2 separate regions of the Homo sapiens genome follow, and region 2 is linked to region 1. A link is a loop called in an ENCODE intact Hi-C map of the cell type or tissue named here. Cell type or tissue: heart left ventricle. All regions are shown on one strand. Links, peaks and the distances in the headings refer to the core of each region. The heading gives the core; the rest is flanking DNA.

Evidence for each region. Hi-C counts contacts between places; a loop is a spot of excess contacts. Peaks named below come from ENCODE experiments on the same cell type or tissue, not always from the same donor. Only the 100,000 strongest peaks of a DNase experiment are listed, where the experiment ranks them.
Region 2: a loop joins it to region 1, with 3 times the contacts of the local background. A loop is called at or near these places in 6 of 110 quality-filtered maps.

Annotation. Positions count from the first base shown.
Region 1 is chr7:107,470,423-107,473,243 of GRCh38, forward strand. All of the region lies in intron 6 of COG5 (component of oligomeric golgi complex 5), which reads right to left. GPR22 (G protein-coupled receptor 22) reads left to right here. Exons shown (of 3, transcript NM_005295.3): 1 at 1-23; 2 at 950-1,880. Among named protein-coding and RNA genes, the nearest start is that of GPR22, 1.8 kb to the left of the region's middle. In heart left ventricle, for the core only: a CTCF peak has its summit at 1,036; no DNase peak of the experiment used is centred there; H3K4me3 peaks cover 2,500 bases; H3K27ac peaks cover 2,500 bases.
Region 2 is chr7:107,283,848-107,286,668 of GRCh38, forward strand. All of the region lies in intron 12 of COG5 (component of oligomeric golgi complex 5), which reads right to left. Among named protein-coding and RNA genes, the nearest start is that of HBP1, 120 kb to the left of the region's middle. In heart left ventricle, for the core only: no CTCF peak of the experiment used is centred there; no DNase peak of the experiment used is centred there; H3K27ac peaks cover 1,983 bases.

The DNA.
Region 1 (2,821 bases), core at 64-2,563:
AATTTATCAAATCTTTAGCAGAGGTAAGATTTGTTCCTATTATAGTATACAGCTGCTTTTGAACCGGCATAGTGGGGTAAAAATTACTTTGAAAAATTTCAGCCTAAATTTTAAGAGTTTGTTTAATTCTACTTATTGCTAGACATGTATTTTAAGATCTATTTCTTTTAAGACATGCTACATTTTAAATGTAATTTTTTAGGATGCATTGTTAAATACAAATATTCTTTGTAAATTCATTATGAAGACAGCTTTTGAGTCACTTCAGATATACTAAATATTCTTAATGTAATCAGTACAGTTTTTCTCCAGTGTTTCAAAAATGCTTCTGTTTCTTAAAAGAACTAGGTTTACTATTTTGCTGTTACTTATTACTTAATTTTATGTTAAGTTTATTATTTGGCATGTTCACTGAAAATTAATTTGCAGTTACAATTTTTATTACCTTTTGTATTTCAACCACATGAACAATTCATCAATGGAAATTTATAGTATCTTATGAAATCTGTTTTAATGAGTTAAAATTCAAACCATGTGCTAATAATTAGGCAAGTTACAATATTTTTAGAGCAAAAAATGTTGTTAAATTTATTACAAAGAAGAAATAACAGTATGTTTAGTGTATGCTAATTGTTCATCATCTCTGAAAATACAGGTTAGCTTCTAAAATGAGAGCAGAAATTAGTTTTAAAAAATATAGCTTTTCTCTCACAATTGTATTTGAAATGTGAACTCTATTGTTAAATAACATAATATATACAATCTTTATTAGGAAAAAAGACTTATTTAAAGAAACAATTTTATGCATATAGCTGTGGCTCTAATAATAACAGTTTGGTTATTTTGATAACAAATACTGGATAGTTTTTAAACAAAACTAAAGTAACTTGCAATTAATTACAAATTATTAAAAACCCTATTTCTTAACCAATTTTCTTCTTTTCACAAGGGCCAATAGCAGCTAATTCAGTATTTACAACTGACAATATGAAGAATGCAATTGACTGAGCATCTCCCTAGCTGTCTGAACTACGAACTGCAAGATGTTCTTGTAACACGACTTTAAGACATTAAGGAGTTAAAACCAGGGAATAGGTCTACATTACTGATGGAATATAAAAAATCAACTGTATCCTAAGAAGATGCTACATAAAATAACCACAAAAAGAAAAACAATATAACTGTAAAAGCCTGAAAAGAATTTTTAAAAGGGGAAGTTTATACTTTCATATACCAGAATTGTGGAAGTTACTGATTCTGGAAGACATAATGAAACATGAATTTCCAAAAAGAAAAGAAAATACTTTATCAGCACACAAAAGGAAGATTTAGGAAGTGTTTTCTGCACTAAATATTCAGATATTCATATCAATTGGTATGACTAATGGATTTTTCTATCTGACTTTTATGACCAATTATGTATCCTCTTCTAATGAAAACAAACAAAATTAAACAGCAGATGGTTTTTATCAAAAGGACATGGCCTGGATTTATAATATAAAGCAAGTTATGTGATCAAGAAATCATTTCAAAATAGTGAGCACTGCTATTAAAAACAGATTTACAATGGTAACAAAAGGATGTCTAAATATATTTTAGAAGCTACAAACGTTATGTTTCCTTTTTTGTTTTCACATATTCTGGAAAATAAAGAAATATTATCATGTACTCCATCAAAGGGAAACATAATTCCTATCATCTGAGGAAATTCCTCTTGGCCGTGACTTTTTAAAGCAAAACAAATACAAATATTATGTACTGTTCTTTAGAAATCCATCAGCCAACTAAATCTCATAATGCATGCAGTTGAAGTATTGGAGAGAAAACGAAAGAATTCCTACAAGACATGAAATAAAACACAGCTACTTCACTGTTGTCAGGTAAAAATTCATGTCAAAATCTGTCAATGATATCATGTATCAATTTGCCAAAAACTGTCATAGTGAACCAAAAGGCCCATAAGGCAACAGCAAACAGGTAGGTCAGAAGATGCATGCACCCCACCACACTGTTTAACATTTACGAAAGAACAGAATCTTGCTCTAGAGAAAATGTATTTTTCTTAATCATCATTTAACTTGACATTTCTGCTTTATTTAATTATAAATCTAACTGATGTGACAAAGACCTGATGTTTAATCTGTCAGTTCAGAAAATTTGGCACACTTAAAATTTTCCATTTTTATAGGATTTCAATGTTAGCTAAGACCTTAACTTACTCGAATAAATATACCTCTAGTAATACTTCATACTAATTCAAAAGAAATAATGTTACCATTTGTGTTTCTGCAATATTATTCCCAAAAAAGTTCATAAATAAAACTGTATTCTAAAACTTGTCAAATATAACATTAAGTGAAAGTTAACATGAATTTTGAAAATTATTAGCTTTTATAATTTATGTTGAATATGATTTTGCAGTTGAAATGCTGTATTTGAAATGTGAAATATAGTTGGTTGTATGAGTTCATATTTTAAAATGAATATACTGATTAACTGACATTTTAGCCCAGAACATTAGACATTATTTTTTACAAATTATTCTAAACCCCTATATATTAAAATATAGATTTGCATGAATTAGCAAAAGCGTTTGTATTTTTTTTTAATTTTTCTTCAAAATTAGACAATGGGTGATATATACAAAAGGCTTCACAGGTAATGTGTAACTTTAAAAGCTTCCTCAAAAAACGGGCTTCACATACTCCTTTTCCCTAAAATTTCATCTTTTACTTTAAAAACTCAGTTTAAACAATGTCAACTGATATATTCCTTTAAACTACTTCAAAAATGGCTATTTCTTAATGTGATATTAAATTTC
Region 2 (2,821 bases), core at 77-2,576, 190 kb before region 1:
ATTAAGAAAAAGAAAATAATTTGTTTCACAACGTACATATTTACCAATATATTTCATAATTAAACATTCAGGACCATAGTAACCTTTTTTTTTTTGAGACGTAGTCTCACTCTGTTGTCCTGGCTGGAGTGCAACGGCGCAATCTTGGCTCACTGCAACCTCTACCTCCTGGGTTCAAGCGATTCTCCTGCCTCAGCCTCCCAAGTAGCTGGGATTACAGCTGCCCGCCACCATGCCCAGCTAATTGTTGTATTTTTAGTAGAGACAGGGTTTTGCCATGTTGGCCAGGATGGTCTCAAACTCCTGACTCCAGTGATCCACCCGCTTCGGCCTCACAAAGTGCTGGGATTACACGTGTGAGCAACCGTGCCCGGCCTATATTAACATTTTAATCTCTACGTAAGTCCCCACTATAAATGCACAATAATATGCACCAATACCTACTGTATTATCTGTTTCCTTAAACTAAAAGAATAACAGTAAAATCCTATTAATGCTAATGGGGGCTATGCCTTTACTTGTAAATCATACCTATAGAGTTATCGAAGCATATGGAAGAAAGACCAGCCTGCAGAGACCTGCTCCATTAGCTTGGCCCTTTCCATCCATAGCTGCCTCCCCAGTAAAGCTCACTGACTGAGAGGGAAGTGTACAGACTTAGGTTTTTACATTTTCCATTTTTGTGTTACTAACAAGAGTGAGACAAAATAAAAAGTATTTATGGAAGTCCTAAAATCACGTAAATACTCCCAAGTGGAGTTCTATGCTACTTTGTTTTATAATATTCTTCACAACATCAAATGTAACCTGAGAAACATTTCTTTCCTGCTTGCACTTCCCATATCTTTAATAATTCATGCTGATTTTCATTTAGCAGTCAAACTATTTGATCTTACATTTTTCTTTCGACAATTACTATCAAATGTCTATAACCATTATTTTCATGTTTCCTTACTCCTATAATTAATTGTCTTCTCACATCATCCCTGTTTACAATCCTTCCACCAGCTTTTGCATTGTCTTTTTTCTTTTATAAACAACAAATTTTCCTTCATCTAAAAAGTTAACCTTTAAAACATCTAACCTGCTCCTTCATGTATATGAAACTTGGCTTTCTCTTTTTCTCACCCTTCTGGTCCACTGATATGACCTAGAGATCAGAATGCTCTTGGCTCCAACATCATAATTCCATAGTTATCTCTTAATGTTTTCTCATTCAGTAAGTATTTCACTCAACACATATTTACTGAGAATACTACGCACCAGGCACTTTGTAAAGTGCTGGGAAGATAGAGATTAAGAGTGCTTTACAGTCTTGTGAAGAAATTGGCAGGTAAAATGCTAATTATAATAATTTCTGTAATAGATGAAGATACCAAGACCATGATGGAAGCATGAAAGAACTTAGTATCTAAATGTGTCTGAAGCAATCCTCTGTTGAAGTCCGAGCCATCTATTTAAATGTCACTATTTTTACTCATGACATCTACTGACCTCAGAAGCCTCTTCCCACTTCTGCAGAAATTTTGGCACTGAATTATAAGAACTAACACTTTCCCGTTCTCCAAATCTACCGTTAAAGATCCTTGGTAACTACAATGTCAAACATCTTTTCTAAAATATGTCCTATATTAAAAGTCTACATTTATAATAACCTTTTTTGGCTTTACTAGGGGGCTTCCAAATTTGAGTCATCACTTTGAACTGCTCCACCTCTAAGATCTTCAAGCTTAAAGGAAACTGTCTACATGCCCCACCTTCTATCTCTACTTTTCCTTCCACAAATATTAAGTCACTACAATATTTGCCAAGTATTTCCTAGGTGCAGAAATATAGTAGAGAACTTGCTTTAAAAAAAAAATTCCCGGCCGGACCTGGTGGCATGGTGGCATGTGCCTGTAATCCCAGCTACTCAGGAGACTGAGAGAGAATTGCTTGAACCCAGGAGGAAAGGGTGCAGTGAGCCAAGATCATGCCACTGCACTCCAGCCTGGGCGACACAGCAAGACTCTGTCAAGAAAAAAAAAAAAAAATTCCCTGTCTTCTTAAAGCTTACACAGTAACAGGAGAGATATACACAAAAATAAAAATTTAAAATAAGTTAAATATGGAATATGATAATGATAAGTGCTAAGAGAAAAATAAAGCAAGGAAGATAGAGAATAATGCTTAAGTCTTTTTTCCTTTTCCATCCGATTTTAGATAGGATGAGGCAAAGGAAGGCTTACTGAGGGGCCCTGAAGGAAAAGAGGGAGCTAATTGTGTAGATTTTCAGGGAAATTGCTTTCCATGAGGAAAGAACAGCAAGTACAAAGGCCCTGAGGAGAGACCATACCTGGCTGTGTTGGCCAGAGGTGCAGATCAAGTAACAGGAGGGTAGTACAAGATAATATCAGAGAAAACAGATGGACGTCATGTTAGGCTTTGCATATCTATAAGGGTGGTATATTTTACTCTAAAGAACTTGTTCTTTGACCTTATTGTAATTTATGCTACATGACCCCTTCTTGCTTCCAGCCTCCATCAGCCCACCATGTCTATAGTCATCCTTTTTCCATAGCCATCATTTCAAGGTGCTCTCATTAGCACCCTGATTTTTCCAATTCACCTTCCTTTCAAAGTTCTAAGAAAATGTTATTGAGATGTTCTCTGTATCTGCTGCTAAGCTGGCCAAGTACTTCAGAGAAAAAATGATTTCTACTGGACATTTATACAAACTTCTTTAAAATCAAGAGACCTGAAGGTCAAAGTAATAACCTAAAATTCTACTTGTGCAACTCTTCAATCTTTATAGATGACTTTTGTCTTGGTTTTACCCTAA